2 separate regions of the Homo sapiens genome follow, and region 2 is linked to region 1. Evidence: read pairs that join two places in POLR2A ChIA-PET (ENCODE). Cell type or tissue: A673. All regions are shown on one strand. Links, peaks and the distances in the headings refer to the core of each region. The heading gives the core; the rest is flanking DNA. Region 1 overlaps IMMP2L (inner mitochondrial membrane peptidase subunit 2). Region 2 overlaps IMMP2L (inner mitochondrial membrane peptidase subunit 2).

Region 1 (8,345 bases), core at 129-8,128:
CAATTCTTCAATAATGTTTTGTTTGAAAAAAACTTTCGGAGATTTTCGCCTGAAACCAAAGAGAAAATTCTAAACAAAAAATAAATAGGATAAAAGCACATCACATCCACCTTCCTGTGACATTTAAAATACTCATACCTGAATATACTCTAAAAAGACCTCTTTAATATCCTGATGCTAGCTCCTAATTTAGTGGAGAGGACTCCATCTCACCACAGCAGATGTGTCCGTTCCATTTCACTATGGTATCAATAATAGAAAAGGGCCAGGTAGCCTCTTAAACAAAATATTTACTAAATATATTTAACAGAGTAATTTTCATTTTATTGATAAGGAAATTCTACCCCAATACTAGGCTATACTACTCAGGCCAATTGTTTCAGTGTGAATACTCAGAATATCAGGTAGAACATGTAAGTAATTCGGCACAAACTGTCATCTCATTCTGGAAAAAAATGAATCCAGTTTTAGCTTTACTGAAACCAGAAGATATAAAACACCATAATATCTATGAGACCAATGGCCCCTGATTTTGAAACTAAAATCAAATATGAGGATATTATAACACTCTACTGATTACATATCTATAAAGTACTTTTTAAGATATAAGACATACTCATACATATTATGCCTGGGATTTAATTTATTATCCATGCTAACCTACCTTGATGAATTATTGGTCATAAGGAAGGAGAAACTGAATAAAAATATTTTCAGACAAATCTGCAATCCCACTGAGTCTTTCCATTCCTCCAAAGTGAGCACTGTGACAGAGCTGTGTCTTTCTTAGAAGTGATGGGCCTTATCAATAAAGATTTTTACTGTATTGGGAAAAGCTAACCCTGTGATCTTTAAATACTCTGGCTTCAGAAAATAATTTTAATATTAAACCTCTTCCAAAGTTCTTGACTTGAAATCCCAACATTACCATCATGATGCCACATTATTATTTTAAAATACACCATTTCAAATATGAAATAATTTTTACATGTTAATAACTTAGTATATTTTATTGCAGAATTAACATATGCTTATTATACAAAATCAAGAACATACAAAAAAGAAGGCCTCATATTCTCCCTGTCTCCCAAATACACTATTACAAAAGCCTGTCATTCTGCCTTTGACAAACTTTATAATATTATCTCTTGACTCCACTATTTCACTCTTAATCCAGACTAGAGCTGCCCACACTTTCAAGGTATCATCAAAGACCTCTTATCTCAGAATAAAAGATGGCTTCAGTGCCCATCCTGTTATCCTCCTACAGCCCTCAAACCTCCCAATGATGTGACTGACAGACATTACCATTATATAGTAAATAGTAGGTCAGTTGCTTATATGTCACCCTACAATTTTTTTTTTTTTTGAGACGGAGTCTTGCTCTGTTGCCCAGGCTGGAGTGCAGTGGCATGATCTCAGCTCACTGCAACCTCGGCCTCCTGGGTTCATGCAATTCTCTGCCTCAGCCTCCCAAGTAGCTGGGATTACAGGCACCCGCCACCATGCCCGGCTAATTTTTGTATTTTTAGTAGAGACAGGGTTTCACCATCTTGGCCAGGCTAGTCTTGAACTTCTGACCTCATGATCCACCCGCCTTGGCCTCCCAAAGTGTTGGGATTGCAGGCGTGAGCCACTGCGCCCAGCCACCCTATTACATTTTTTAAAAGTCCTAGGAGTAAATAGATTTTTCCATCTCATGGTAGCCTGAGATATTTGTTTCTTTCTAATCTTAACCAATTCTATTTTAGAAATAAAAAAAAATGAATCTAATCTACATCCCATAGGGCAGCCCTGCAAGTTATTGATTATGCTAGCCTTTCTCTAAGTTTTGTTTGTTCCATACTGAAGAAACCCATGTCCTTAAAGCAATTCAGGTCACTCTTCTCTGGATATGATTCAAGTCATTAAAGTCTCTCTTAAAATATAGTACCAGAAATTGGATGCAGTCCTCCAGGTGTGCTAATCTCTAATCTCTGGAGTAGTATTAACCAAATTCCTGCACTATTTTCAAATGGAAGCAAAGCCAGCTGTAAACGGACAAAGATAATTCTACTTGATCCCAAATGATGTGGCTAACAGCATCATCAATATCATCATCACCAGCACTTAGGAAATGCTAAGCATGAACAGACATATAAACTCATTTAACCTCTATGAGAAAGATTCTTTCAGCAACCATATTTTATATTATCAGTAAGAAATTTCAGGTAACGAACTTTAAGGAACATCACTAGCAAGTTTTTACAGGTGGTAGTGACAGGGATTTGTTCTCCATGTTAAACAAATTGAAAGGTTGAAAGGTGGTTAGCTTGCTGTTGAAAGGTGGTTAGCTTGCTGTTATTATCATAACAGCACAGAATTAAGAATCTCACTACAAACAAACAGAAATGCATAAATCTAGAGGCTAACGATATATAGTCTTCGTCATGTTGAAATGCTGCAAAAATATGGTGGGTTAGTTCACTTTCTAGTGGCAATAAGGTTTGGTGGAAATGTGGTAAATTTCCTCCACCTCAGCTATTTGATAGCATTTATAGTGGTATAACAGAAATAAAGTACGCTTTATTTACGAGAAGACTCATTCTATATTCAATTTATAATAATAAGCATGCTGGAAGAGCCATCTGGATACCTTATAAAAATGGTATTTTCCATTGGAAGTAAAGAATTTTAATCAGTGTTAGTTGGTAATTATTCATTTCACCATTTCCTAATCATGTCAAAAAAAATACGTTAAGCCAGAATTCACAATTTTTCCATTATGCAAAAACACCACCATATTGTTTTATCTACTTAGTAAGATCATTTTTTTCTATTTCATACACTCAGACCACATTGCTCAAAATAAGAAAAGGCAAATATAATAATCAAGCTTGATAAGCCAAGAAGCAGAGCAAAGATAGGAAAAAAATAATTTGATTTGAGGAATAAAAATATTAAATTACTACTTCAATGCTCTGAATGATAAAAGCACAGTCAGAAGCAGTCCATTTCTAAAAACTAAGTGGTATTTCAACAGCTCTAACAAAGGAGAACAGAAACTAGTCTTGGATTTTTATGAGAACTTTAATATGAATGATTTAAGAAATTATACTTTAAAAATCTCATTCAGTTAAAGTACAGATGTATATGCTACAACTTTTGGTTTTGGTTTTTTGTTTTTAGACAGGGTCTCACTCTGTTTCCCAGCCTGGAGTACAGTGACATGATCTCAGCTCCCTGCAACCTCTGCTTCCCAGGCTCAAGTGATCCTCCAGCCTCAGCTTCCTGAGGAGCTGGGATTACTGGCATGAGCCACCACACCCAGCTAATTTTTGTGGGGTTTTTTTTGTACAAATGGGGTTTCCCCATGTTGCGCAGGCTGGTCTCGAGCTCCTGAGCTCAAAGCTATCTGCTCCCCTAGGCCTCCCAAAAGGCTGGGATTACAGGCCTGAGCCACCGTGACCAGCCTTGTGCTACACCTTTGTATAAACCTACTTTAAAATACAAAAAGGTACTCCATTCATTCTTTTCAAAAGATTTAGTGAATGTGAATAATGTCATATTGCCTAGAGTAATCTTGATGTTTTTGTTCCACTGGAAAAAAACAAGGTCCCTTTAGCTAAAGCTTTTCTTCTGCTATTGTCACTTCAGCACTAGCAAAACTAGGGTGACAGCTCATAAAGAAAATAACCAAAAGCTCTCACTTTGTCCAATGACGTGGCAGCCCTCCAGCACTGGCATTTCCTGCCCCAAATTAACTCCAGGGGCCATAAGATCAAAGTAAGAAGGAAGTAGCTTGTCTTTCTCTTTAGTTGTGGTAGCTACTTTGTATTACATAGGCAATATAATTCATTGTTTCTTATATAACCGCTTATGCTATTTTACATTGTACTAGGCATCTGCAAACAAACAAATGTTATTTCTTGTTCCAAGTTAGGTAAAACTTGTAAATAAAACCCTGCAAAATGGCTCACAATAAATCAAAATAGTCCTACAAGAAAACAGAAAGCTAGAAAAAGATTAGAGATAAGGTCCTGCCAATAGATAATTCTATTTTAAAAGAAAAAAAATCAGCTGAAGTCCTATTTGGTTCTCATGAACCTGAAAAGATAGTTAGTTGTTTTGCCAGAAAAAGAGTCCCAGACATTATTTGGTCACTTGCCTGGAATAGCTTGGCATTTCTGCACCCTCAAGTAATAAAACTTACTTGTAAAACCCTTTAAGGCAACAGAGATTGCCTGTATTTATTTTCTAGGAAGGGAAAATATTGAAAATTATGATGTATTCAAAGACCACAACTATAGGAGAAAATGCCATACTGCTAAATGTTTTTCAGTTGACATGATCTTTTAAATCATCTCTATTGATCCCTTTATTTAAGATTCGATTTGGCTATTGTGAGAATAATGAACAAATAAATGAATGTGATATCCATTTGATATCTAGTATTTCACCAAAAAAAAGGAATAAGCCTGGATTTTTTTATCTTTGCCCTATTTACATTGTACAATGAGGAAGAAATTTTGGAACGGAGCTAACAAAAGATCTAAATTAAGACACCATTTTAAAGCTCTGGGAATTACAGTGGCACTATTACCCAGAAGCAAAAATCCTAAATGATTCTATGAACAGGTAACAAACTACAAAAAACAGGTAACAAGGGCCAGAGACTGGACTAGGTTGGTATTTCTTTTTGTTCAACAAGTATTTACTGCCAGAGACTGGACTAGATTGGTATTTCTTTTTGTTCAACAAGTATTTACTAAGAAACTAAAATGTTAGAAGCTTCAGGGGATACAAAGATAGGCAACTTCCCTGAAATAATTGAGAATTATCTATGGTGGGAAAAACTATGAGAAAGGAAAGAGATTTTTTAAAAATGCTATAGCAATTAAGCAGCTTCCAGATATATTTTGGGAAAATTACAGATAGTAGTAATTAGCCTAACCCTGATATGCAAGTTAATCATCTCTCCCATCTAGAAAGTTGTTCTTTTTGTAACAGAAGACACATAAAATAGTGTCTATTCACTTTATAAAAATAGCAATAAACCTCAAATTCCTCAAGTAGAAACAAAATACATTTTCCTCTAAATAAAAAAAACTATTTTGAGCTAGGAAAAGAGAATACCTATTAAAATGTATTTTGCTTGCTGGAAATCTGGTTCAACTCACAATTTCCCAGCAAAAGGAAAAACTAGGATAATTCTTTCTCTGACAAGATTGCCTGTGCTGTTGGCAACACTCTTCAAAAACTGAAACTCTAATTTTTAATTCTACAGTTACCTCCTAGCCTTCCATGGTCTCATCTACTAAACCACAGTTAGAATTACATTTCCTACATATGTTATTTTCTTGGAGTTCAATGAACAGGACTGAAAATAAAGATCAGAAAAGAAAGAAGAGAGACTCAAATTAAGGAAACCAACTAAAAACAGTGAGACATAAGAACTAAAAGGCAAGGGAAGAAAAAAGAGACAGAGAAAAGACAGAGTTGGGGCAAGAAGGAAAGAGGGAGACCAAGACTCAGGGGGGATTTCAGAGGACAAAGCCTTCTGTCTACTTTAAGTATTAGCTTACTTGACTTCATTAAATGTTGGCTTGTGTCTATTATCAGCTGCTCTTTACTGCCCTGTAAAACAACAATAACAACAAAAAACTGGTTGGCAAAGGCAGATATGACATGAAGTAGCAATGACCTGGCTAATATGAACCTTTGGACAAGATCATGTCTTCCTGAGCCCAGGTGCATCAATACTGGATATTTTCTGCATGCCCATTCAATCTACAGGGTTCTGAAACCTAAATAAAATTCAATGTAATAGCTGGGTGCCTTTCAAAACACTATGCATCATTTACTATCATATTCACTGTTGAATAAACTTTGTAAAAACTGAGAACGTAAGACATGAGAAAGCTAAGAAATGTAATTGGGAAGGGCTAAATAAGTTAACAGGGCCAAGCCATTTTGGCCAGATGGCTTTTTGCAATTTTGGAAATATCTGAACTTCTCACAAATGTCACAGGATGTAGAACTGAAAATATTTCCATCTGCCCCAACCAAAGAAACTATTGCTCTTCATTCATGCAAATGTAATTCCATGCTATCCCCCAAGTTATTAAGACTGTTCGGCCATTTAAGAAGAAAAATAGTCTATTCTTCCACTGAAAGAGTAATTCTAAAGCCACTTAGGTAAATGACTGAGTGACAAAGCAAATAAGAAATTAATACATTTGAGAGAGCTGCTGGAAATAGTTTCTTCTTACATACTCTGCTTATAATAGAGGAAAATATCTATGAGACATAGTACAGAACTTGGGTGATGAAGTGGTTTAAGAATTATGAAATAATATGACTTTTTAAATTGAAAAATGAATGGCTAGTTGGTGAAAGAGTCAGGACTAGCACTCAGATCTTCCAGCTGCAATCGTCTCTACCCTATGCATTAGTGTCTGTAGGCTCTGGGGTGACTGGGGATGGAGAAAGCAAAAGAGAATCAATAAAATTAACTCAGATTTTTTTTTTCTGGTGTTACCACCAAATTCCATACTTATAATACTAATGTTTACTTTTAAAGTCTTTGATACAATTTAATTCCTTTGAAATAATACTACAAAGAATGTGAATTTAGCTCCCTTAAACCCCTCCACATTTCCCCTCCCAATCTTTCCTCAAATTATAATTTTATCACAATTTTTTGTTAAATCAACATTAATATATACATTATTATAAATTATTAGACCTGAGCCACATAGTATGCCAGGGTTACATTTCTTTCTTTTTTTTTTGTATAATTTTGTATTCCCTACAGATAATCACTGCCTTAGCTTTATCTTTTTTTAGGTTGCTTAATTTTCTATCTACCTACAATAATTTATTCCCAAACTGTCTATAGAATTATAAATCTGCAAACATCTCTGGTCTACTATAGTATCCTTCCCATCCTCTGTATCATTGTGGGTTTATGGGGGTTTTTATTCCTCATTGGCATTTTAGTGACATTTCAATGAGGACAGATGAACACACGTGCTCAATCAATCATATTTAACCAGGAGCTAGAGATGTTCATTCGTTTGTTTGTTTGTTTAAGAAATGGTCTCACTATGTAGTCCAGGCTGGTCTCAAAATGCTGGGCTAAAGTGATCCTCCTGCCTCAGGCTCCCAAAAAGCTAGGGCTACAGGTGTGCACCACCATGCCTGGCTAATTTTTAATTTTGTTTTTGTAGAGACAGGGTCTCACTATGTTGCCCAGGCTGGTATCGAACTCTTGGCCTCAAGAGATCCTCCTGTCTTAGCCTCCCAAAGTGCTAGGATTGCAGGCATGAGCCACTGTGCCTAAAGATCAGTATTCAATTTTGCATACATGAAAATCTGAACACAGGGTCAGGCACGGTGGCTCATGCCTCTAATACCACCACTTTAGGAGGCCAAGGTAGGCAGATGACCTGAGATCGGGAGTGCGAGACCAGCCTGGCCAACATGGTGAAACCTCATCTCTACTAAAAACACAAAAATTAGCTGGGTGTGGTGGCACATGCCTGTAATCCCAGCTACTCAGGAGGCTGAGGCACAAGAATAGCTTGAACCCAGGTGGTAGAGGTTGCAGTGAGCCAAGATCGCGCCACTGTGCTCCAGCCTGGGCAACAGGGTGAGACTCTGTCTCAAAAAAAAAAAAAAAAAAGAAAGAAAGAAAGAAAGAAAGAAAGAATAGAAAAGAGCTTAATTTGAAGTAAGAAACCCATGTATTATATATAATATCATAATATCAGAAGTATTACAAAGCTGCCTGCATAACTTTCATAAATAGTATCATTTTATACACATATTGAAGTAATCAGAAAAAGTGCAACAAGTAGGGTTCATTTTGATATTTTTCTTTCCTGAACAGGACAAGCAGATCACTACAATTAACACCTATCGTGAATTTACAGGGATTCAGGTAGAAAATAATTCATGTTAAACAGAGGTTCCAAACATCATTAACAGAGACTGAGAAATTGGGCCAGTATGCATGAGAGCACATATCATAAAGGTCATGTGTGTTAATGAGAAAAAGACTATTTATTAGCTTGCAATTTAAATACAAAGCCCTTCTCCCTCAATGGCTTAAAATGGAGCAATATCCTATACCTGAGGACAAGAAAAGGCAGTGCCCTCAATTAGATGAACAACTCTCACGGTCCCAAAACTTTTATTGTTGTCACTGAAATTCATCATTCTGATTTTATTTTTAGATAGTGATATCTTTTACGTTACAGACAGAAAGCTTGTGAATAGAACCCATCCTGTACTATTGTATACTTTTTTGGAAGTTTAAGAGACTATATATTTACTTTTACTCAGTTGCCAAGCAGCATATT
Region 2 (8,345 bases), core at 156-8,155, 150 kb before region 1:
CGTCAGATATCAGATTAATTTTAAATATTCACTGTTTGCTTAAGCTAGTTGAGTGGTATGTTACTTATCACCAAAAAAAAAAAACCACCTAGATTTTTAAAGGAGACAGGAAATCTGTAAAAGCAGACTCCCACAGTTTCTAGATCAAATTCACGAAAATATTTAGTATTATCAAATGAAATACATGAATATTTTAAATACAGTGCTTTAGATTCAGTCTCAAAACACTAGAAGTGTGAATATACTACACAAGAGCTAATAATTTACGTTGCATAAGAGGTAAAACCAGTACTAAGCAGAGTTGTAATAGGGACTAAATTTGAAAAACATAGTAATAATTTGACTTAGGTATTCATATTTCTTTAAATCTTTTACTAGTGATATTTTATCTTGTTAAAAATTCGTGGTAATAGTCAATGTTTAGGCTTATTTTAATAAAAATATTTTGTTGATAAAAGACTTCTAATATTTTCTTCTTAGTCGGGGCTTAACCTAATTTTAGTAAAAACACTTAGGAAACAAAAATCAATAATATTTTCAAGTATGATCGTGCATCTTAAATTTGTAAAGCTAGTATGGCAGGCAAAATAATGGCCCTTCAAAGATGGCCACATCCAAATCCCCAGAACCTGTAAATACGTGAGCTTTCATAGCAAAGGGAAATTAAGTTTGCTAATCAATGGACCTTTGGGTCCCTATTTTAAAATACAGAGATAATTCAATTATTCAGGTGGGCTCAATGTAATCACAGGGTCTTTAAAAGGGGAAAGAGGTGGCAGAAAAAAAAGAGTCAGAGAAAAAGATGAGATGGCAACACAGTGTTAGAGAGATGTTTTGTTGCCAACTTTGAAGATGGAAGAGGGAGACCATGAACTACAAAAAGCAGGCAAGGAGTTAGAAAAGGCAAGAAAACAAATTCTCCCCTAGAGCCTCCAGAAAGGAACTCAACCTTACTGACACTTTAATTTAGCCCACTGAGACCTTTGTTGGACCTCTGAACTACAGAACTATAACATAATAAACATTTGTTGTTTTAAGTCACTAAGTCTGTAGTAATTTATTACAGCAGCAATGGAAAACTAATATAGGCCAGTTTTCTCAAATTGTTTTCTGTAACTTGCTTGTTAAAAATGCAGACTCTTTGGCCCTTCCTCAGACCTCTAAGGATCAAGAATCTATATTACAACAAATCATGAGGATTATTGCTATGAAATTTAAGAAACATTATTTGAAAAGTTCTTAAAAAATAGTAAGTTGGTGTCACAAATCAGGAACAAAGATGCAGAGTTTCACTATTCAAGTTTTCTTTGTTTAACATAGTTATAGTTGATGATATTACCATGACAATATAAATAAAGTATGTTAGTCAAGTTTAAAACTACTTTTAAAAGTGTGTGAATGTTTTAATTTTTATAGAAATAAACTCCATATTTGTTAAGAATGAAATAATAAAACATTTACAACATGAAAATACTGAAGTTCTTCAGTTTTCCCCCTCAACTGAGTTAGAGCATCAAAATCAGAAAGTACTTTTTCTCAAAGCCGACAAAGTTGTATTTTATTTGATATCCATTGACAGAAATTGAATGTCATTAATAAAAATGAAAACAATACTATCCCCAAAGGAGAAGAATTACATTAGAATGCAAGTTTTAAAAGTGAAAACAAAAAGCAACTAATCACATTTACCAACGTAATGATAATTTAATAAGAATACAGCTTACAAACTTGAGCAAACATAGGAAGCTCACTAGGAATACAAAATAAAAGAAAATTATTCCAAGTATAACCAGCTATCATACTAAGTGAAAGGCAATATCAGATAAAATTAGCTTATTAGTTTATTAACTCTTTGAGGGAAATTTAAGCTTTCAACATAGATGTGCGTTGGCAAATCCAAGTTGTTGCCACCTGGCTCTAACTTCTGTCATACAGTATCAATGATTCCATCTATCTGCTCAGAATTAATTTCATTTAAAATATGCTGAGCTTAAAAAAAAAACAAAGTTTGAGCTTTTCCTGGTTACACTTGGTTAGGCAAAGTTCTAGGACCCTGTTACACCAACTTCCTACCCCTGGCCCATGATGCCCCCTCCTCACCTAGGGTGTTGTTCTCAGCTCTCGTGGTTAGAAACCAATTTGATCAGCTAATCTGAGATAAAATTTTAACTCAGCATGAGTTTAGGAGAGATTCCTCCAGGCATATTTACCTTTTTTAAAGAGGCCATTAAAAATGGAAAAATCTTAAAGATATGAAGGAGTCTATCTCTACTGTATCAAACAGGACAGGTTGTGGGGAAAATAATCTCAGTTTTGAGGCTTCCCAGGTCTCTTACGAATCTTGCCTTAGAGCTTGTCACCTATTATCCCTGGTGTGAAGCTTCTTCCAGCTAACAGAATTTTTAAAAGATAAATGAGAAACAGCATAAAATGGAGGAGAGAATACAAACTCCAGAGTTGGGAAATTTAGTTTTGATTGTTGGTCAAATCTCATAGCTTCTCTTGGCCTCAGCTGGCTTATTTGTAAAACAAGATCTTTAACACCCCTCCAGTGTTGTGACACTATCACTAGGGTGGATTGAAATATATCTTCTTAGTTAGTAAAAAAAAAAAAAAAAATCTCTACTTCAAGAAAACACCCAAACACCCCAAACATTGGCTATAGGGCTCCACATATTTTATCTTTTAAATATTTTTCTTCTTGGGTCACCTATTTTCCTGAGGTAAGATAAAGTCCTATATAATGTTATGATTAGAATATCCAGTTAACTCTCACCGAAATAGTAAAAAATTCTTTACTGATGGACAATAGTAGAGTAGGAAAAATATATATCAATCTAGTGGATAGACAGGATAAACTTAGAATAAATGCCAATTTCAAGAATTCATCACTTTTCTATTTACCTATAGTATATGGACAGGTACTAACTTAAAATTCAAGAAAGAAGCAGGTTGAACTAATTACCTGACTGAATTAAATAATATATAATACTTATAAAGATGTCAAGGAAGAAAATAATAGTTGAATTCTCACAAATGCAAGTGTTCTTGTTATTTTTAAACTCTTGACAGGGGAAAGGGTAATCAGAGTTGACAGCTATTGGCAAGGCACTGCATTCCACTCAGTAAACCTGTTTCTGAAAATGCAATGACAACTTTATTTGAATCAGAACCACTTATCTCTTTTGAACTACAGGCAAAATTTAAAATGGTCCTTCTCATTTGTTTTTCTCAGTCAAGTATGTCAAAGTTTCCTTGGATTCTAATATTCTGGGATAGCATTTCCCAAACTGCGTTCCAGGGAACACTAGTTTTAGGAATGCTAGTTTTCCAAGATGTTAATGGTAGAACCTTAAGAAGGCTTCTATGGGAAATTAAACTTTGGAAACACTAGGATAGAGAAAGGAGATGGGTTTATTTACTGCAATGTTTCTCACAGCCTTTCATATGCTCATATGAACTGTACACTGCCAACAGATGGGTACAGTGTGCAGGTGTCGAAATGTCTTTAAGAACAGAATATCTTTTTGGCCTAAAACCTGTTAACATATCATAGATGGTATGGGCAACATGGCTCTATGATTTAGTTAAGAACCATTACATTCATTTAAAAATATTAATTAAAATTGCATTTGTTACTGTCTCAGCTTAAGGTCTTGAATCTCCCCCAAATAGTCTACTAAAATAAAAATACCCTTGAGGGATGGCTCATTATCCCGTTATCAATTTTTAACAGCTTAGTTCTAGATCAGTGAAAGAGAGAATGTTAGAAAAACAAATGGAGAAAGGAAAAAGGTAACTAAATAGTATGGGAAGCTGACTATGGAGAACAAAGTAGAGCCTTAATTCTCAGTATTTAGAAGATTAAGGAGGTAAGATTTAGGGTTATATGATAAAGCAGCCTAAACTAACTGCTCTAACAAAGTGCACTAAAAATGCACAATAGCTCAAATCCAATCAAAGTTCACTTATAGCTCAAATAACAGTCCAAAGTGCTTCAGTTTGGTAGCAGCCATAGGGGCAAGGCAGCTTTACTCTATTATGCAGGAGCTGGGTTGTCAATGGCTCTTCCATCATCAACACACAGCTTCCAAGGTTAGCCTAGGAGTTGCCTCCATCCCAGTCAGTAGGAAAGAAACAGATAGTAGAGGTTCAAGCATGGGAAATATCTTGGAAACAGATCTATAATTGGTGCATATGACTTCTAGTCACATTTCTTTGGCTAGAATATTGTGATGTGGCCACAGTAACTGCAAGAGAAGCTGTGAAATGTGGTCTAGTTGATGCACAGGAAGAAAAGGAAAGCACCGACTCTAGTAAATGGATAGCAACCTTTGCTACATGTGTACAGGGAAAAAGAGGTAAAAATGAGGTCATAGCAGTATGTCACAAAGCACAGTAAGGCAGCAAAAAAAACCTGGTCTATATACATGCCCAGATTCTATTTGCGTGTGCCATTAAAAAATAAAAGGAACTATTTTTGAAAAGATTAAAAATAATCCAAACATTACAAATAAGGGAGGAGTTAAGTGAATTATTGTATTCCTAAAAAGGAATAGTATGTATTCAAAAAACATGATGTTGTAGAATAATATCTGATAATTTGGAAGGATTATCATATTATATTTAAGACACATAAATATAGTATGTTCAATATAATCTCATTTTTATAAAAACTATAAAAATGATCCTCTGGGAGAAAAAGTCTGGAAAGATAGACATTAATATGTTCTTTTGCCAGGTGCGGTGGCTCATGTCTGTAATGCCAGCACTTTGGGGGACCGAGGCGGCAGATCACCTGAGGCTGGGAGTTTGACACCAGCCTGACCAACATGGAGAAACCTCATCTCTGCTAAAAATACAAAATTAGCCGGGTGTCGTGGCACATGCCTGTAATCCCAGCTACTAGAGAGGTTGAGACAGGAGAATCGCTTGAAACTGGGTGGCAGAGATTGCGGTGAGCCAAGATCGTGCCATTGCACTCCAGCCTGGGCAACAAGAGTGAAACTGTCTCAAAAAAAAAGATGTTATTTCTGGCCAGCTGTGGTGACTCATGCCTATAATCTCAACATTTTAGGAGACCGAAGTGGGAGGATCCCTTAAGCCCAGAAGTATGAGACCAGCCTGGGCAACATGACAAGATCCCACTTCTACAAAAAAATTTTTTAAAAATGAAAATTAGCTGGGTGCAGTGGCATACACTGGTGGTCCCAGCAACTCGGGAGGCTGAGGTGGGAGGATCAGGTGAGCCTAGGAGGTCAAGGATGTAGTGAGCACTCCAGCCTGGGCAACAGAAGAAGACTCTGTCTCCCAAAAAAAAAAAAAAAAAAAAGTTATTCTGGTGGCTATATTTGAGTATTGGTAGTATAGGTTAATTTTCTATTTTTATGGGCAATTCTCGTTTTTGAAAATAAATATTTATTGTACTTATAATAAAATATTTCTAAATAAAAATATTAATATATAACTAAATATACACCAATGACAAAATTTTAAAGCTGTTTTACAATAAAAGATAAAAACAAAATTAAAAATATGTACTTTATCTCTTTCCCTCACATATCTGATGGGCAAATGTTTTTTAAAACATTAGAAAAAACCTTTTAAAAGAAATGTTGGCAGGGAAAAAGTTAATAACACCTACTTTTATTGGAATATATTTTTTATTTAATAATTTCAATAAAGAAAAAAATTCTGAGTATTTACTATTAAGCTATGTAAACAAAAACCGATGCTATTTTGTCCCACCAATTCTCTGTTGATTGATGCATCAGGAATTACTTTCCATCAAGAGATTTGCTCAATAAAAGCCCATACATTATTTTCTGTGTATGGATCAGAATAAAAGCACAAAGCAGCAACAGCAAATAAGGATGTATAAATCAATGATTCAAATAAATATATATGACTACATAGCCACACAAATAAGGAATTTAATTATATACATACTGTGACAATATCCTTAATGCTTTGTAACTATAAATAAATTTATAATTTCCTCCCAATAGCATGAAAACATTAAGTATCATTTAAATAACTATCTTTGTGAATTTAAGAAAATCTTAAAATGCATGGCTGTTGCCTTCACAAATAATCCTAGCCAAAGATTCAAACTTAAATATTCTAATAGATTTATAGGAAATCTAAATGGGCCACATTTTAGATCACAGAAGGACACATTTTTATACCAACATTTATCACCCCTGCTGTACTCAGAGATAGCACCATTCTTCTAAATGTTTAATCTTAATTATTTTAGTTATACCCTAACCAGATTATAAGTACCAAGAGGATAGAGCCCTTGCCATACTTCTTTTTCATGAGGAAGCTGAAATTGTAGAAATATCATAGGCACTGGGGTCAGACTGACTGGTTTTGATTTTTGCCTCAGAAACTCTCCTTTTCTTTGTCACTTTCCAAATCCAACCCTTCATTATCTGGTAGCTGGGTTGCTGTGTAAGCCTCCTAACCAGGCTCCCTAATGCCAGTGCCAATCTACTTTAAGTTAACTTACACCAGGATTGGCTTTTAAAACACAAACCTGGGAACACCATTTCTTACTTAAAAATCTATCTTGGTTTTCCAATTGTGTGATACAGAAAGTTAGACCCATTAGACCTAACTGTACTGTCCTGGGCTATAAACCCTCAACAATGGCAAAATCTGAAGTGTTGCTGGCCAAGAATAAACCTCATATTCATATTGGCACCTTTTATTAATAGCACATTTTAATGCCCTTTCTTTGTCCTCTCTTGGAAAGAAAACTTTTCTAATTTTCATGCAATAATATGAAAATGTGTGTTTCATAATTAAAAGTAAATTTCATGAGTTACACTGGATTAGCACAAATCCTATGAGCTGTTTACATAGTACTGGTATTTCAAACCACATCATTTAGGATGATCAATGCAAAGTCTACAGAAGATTAATAAATGATAATGCTCTGAACATACAAGAAAATATTATAGCCTTGACAAAGCATCTCTGAGGTCAAAAATGGCCCATGTCACTTCGTTTCTTGAGGCTCCCACCATGTTAAAAAATGAAGAAGGTCAAAACAGGACTACGTATAGCGTGGCTTACTCTAAATGTTTATATTTAACCGATTAACATGTTCAACATTGAAAAAATGCAATGCAATATAATTCCACCATTCATAAAATAATTAGAATTTATTATCATCATAATGAATATTTTACAATTTACTAACGGTGGTGTGGTCTAGTAATAGGAGCAAAACGCCATCATTTTTTTAATCTGGTCAGTGTGTCTTTGTCACTCCATGGTAACATTAAAAACCCTCATTTCAGGCCTTTTCTAAATGGGAAACCTAGTTCCATAGGGCCATGCTGGCCCTCCTTCTGAAGGGTATAGCAATTGTCTCCAGACCCAGACCAACTAACTAATCTACTTTTTGAAAGACACACTACTAGTAGACTCTGCTAATTGCTTAGGAAATATACAGCTCTCACAACCATAATAGTAGTAACCCCACAGTGGTTACTATTACTACTACTACTACAATGACTTCCTATTATCTATGAATCAAAATACTTAAAAACACCTTCTTCTGGCACACATGGTTTCCACAATAACCGTCCACCCCTGACAATATTACTCTTCAGGCTTACCTTCTGCACCTGGTTGACCTACTCGACTCCAAATTTAGATCATGCTCTCCTCTTTGCTTTCACTTAGGATGTTTCCTCTGCCTGGAAAAGGCTACTCAATTTTGCCAATCATATCATATCCATTGGCCAAGACTTTTCTTAAGCATCCTCTCTTTAAAAAGAAACTGCTTGTACCTGACAGTTGTATTTTTATTTAAACCTTGACCGTATTTCATGTTTTTCATTGCATCAATTATAATACATGCTACAATTATATGTACATTTCTTTACTTCTCTGAGAGATTATAAGTCCGTTGAAGGTATAAAAAATCTTGTAGTGCTCTACATTTTCTGTGCCCCCCAGCGTAATGCATTATATATAACAAACATTTAATAAATATTTATTAATTAGAAATTGCAATAGCTACAGATTTTGGCAACATGCTTACTAAAGTAAATATTTCCTATGGTTTCAGTAACTTAAATACCAAACTACTTATTTAACATTAAATAACATGCTAAATAACTAGATTTGCATAACATAACTAGATTTGATACCAATTTCAAGCATACTAGGCATAAAGTATGTAGTTCATAAATATTAACAAAGAAATAGGTATAATAATAATGCATCAATAATGCTATCGGTCCTTAAAAATAAGATAAATCATAATCACAATCTAATTTTGTTTTCTGAACAGAATTTAAGCCATATTTGAAATTCAAATAAAGATG

What was found. ChIA-PET counts read pairs that join two places held together with the same protein. Peaks named below come from ENCODE experiments on the same cell type or tissue, not always from the same donor. Only the 100,000 strongest peaks of a DNase experiment are listed, where the experiment ranks them.
Region 2: POLR2A ChIA-PET joins it to region 1 with 6 read pairs; 2 of 35 experiments call an interaction of 5 or more read pairs at or near these places.

The regions. Positions count from the first base shown.
Region 1 is chr7:111,134,678-111,143,022 of GRCh38, forward strand. All of the region lies in intron 3 of IMMP2L (inner mitochondrial membrane peptidase subunit 2), which reads right to left. Among named protein-coding and RNA genes, the nearest start is that of LRRN3, 48 kb to the left of the region's middle. RefSeq lists a silencer at 1,122-1,322. In A673, for the core only: no CTCF peak of the experiment used is centred there; a DNase peak (open chromatin) is centred at 3,714; H3K4me3 peaks cover 957 bases; H3K27ac peaks cover 1,638 bases.
Region 2 is chr7:110,984,220-110,992,564 of GRCh38, forward strand. The region is part of intron 3 of IMMP2L (inner mitochondrial membrane peptidase subunit 2); the gene reads right to left. Among named protein-coding and RNA genes, the nearest start is that of LRRN3, 100 kb to the right of the region's middle. In A673, for the core only: no CTCF peak of the experiment used is centred there; no DNase peak of the experiment used is centred there.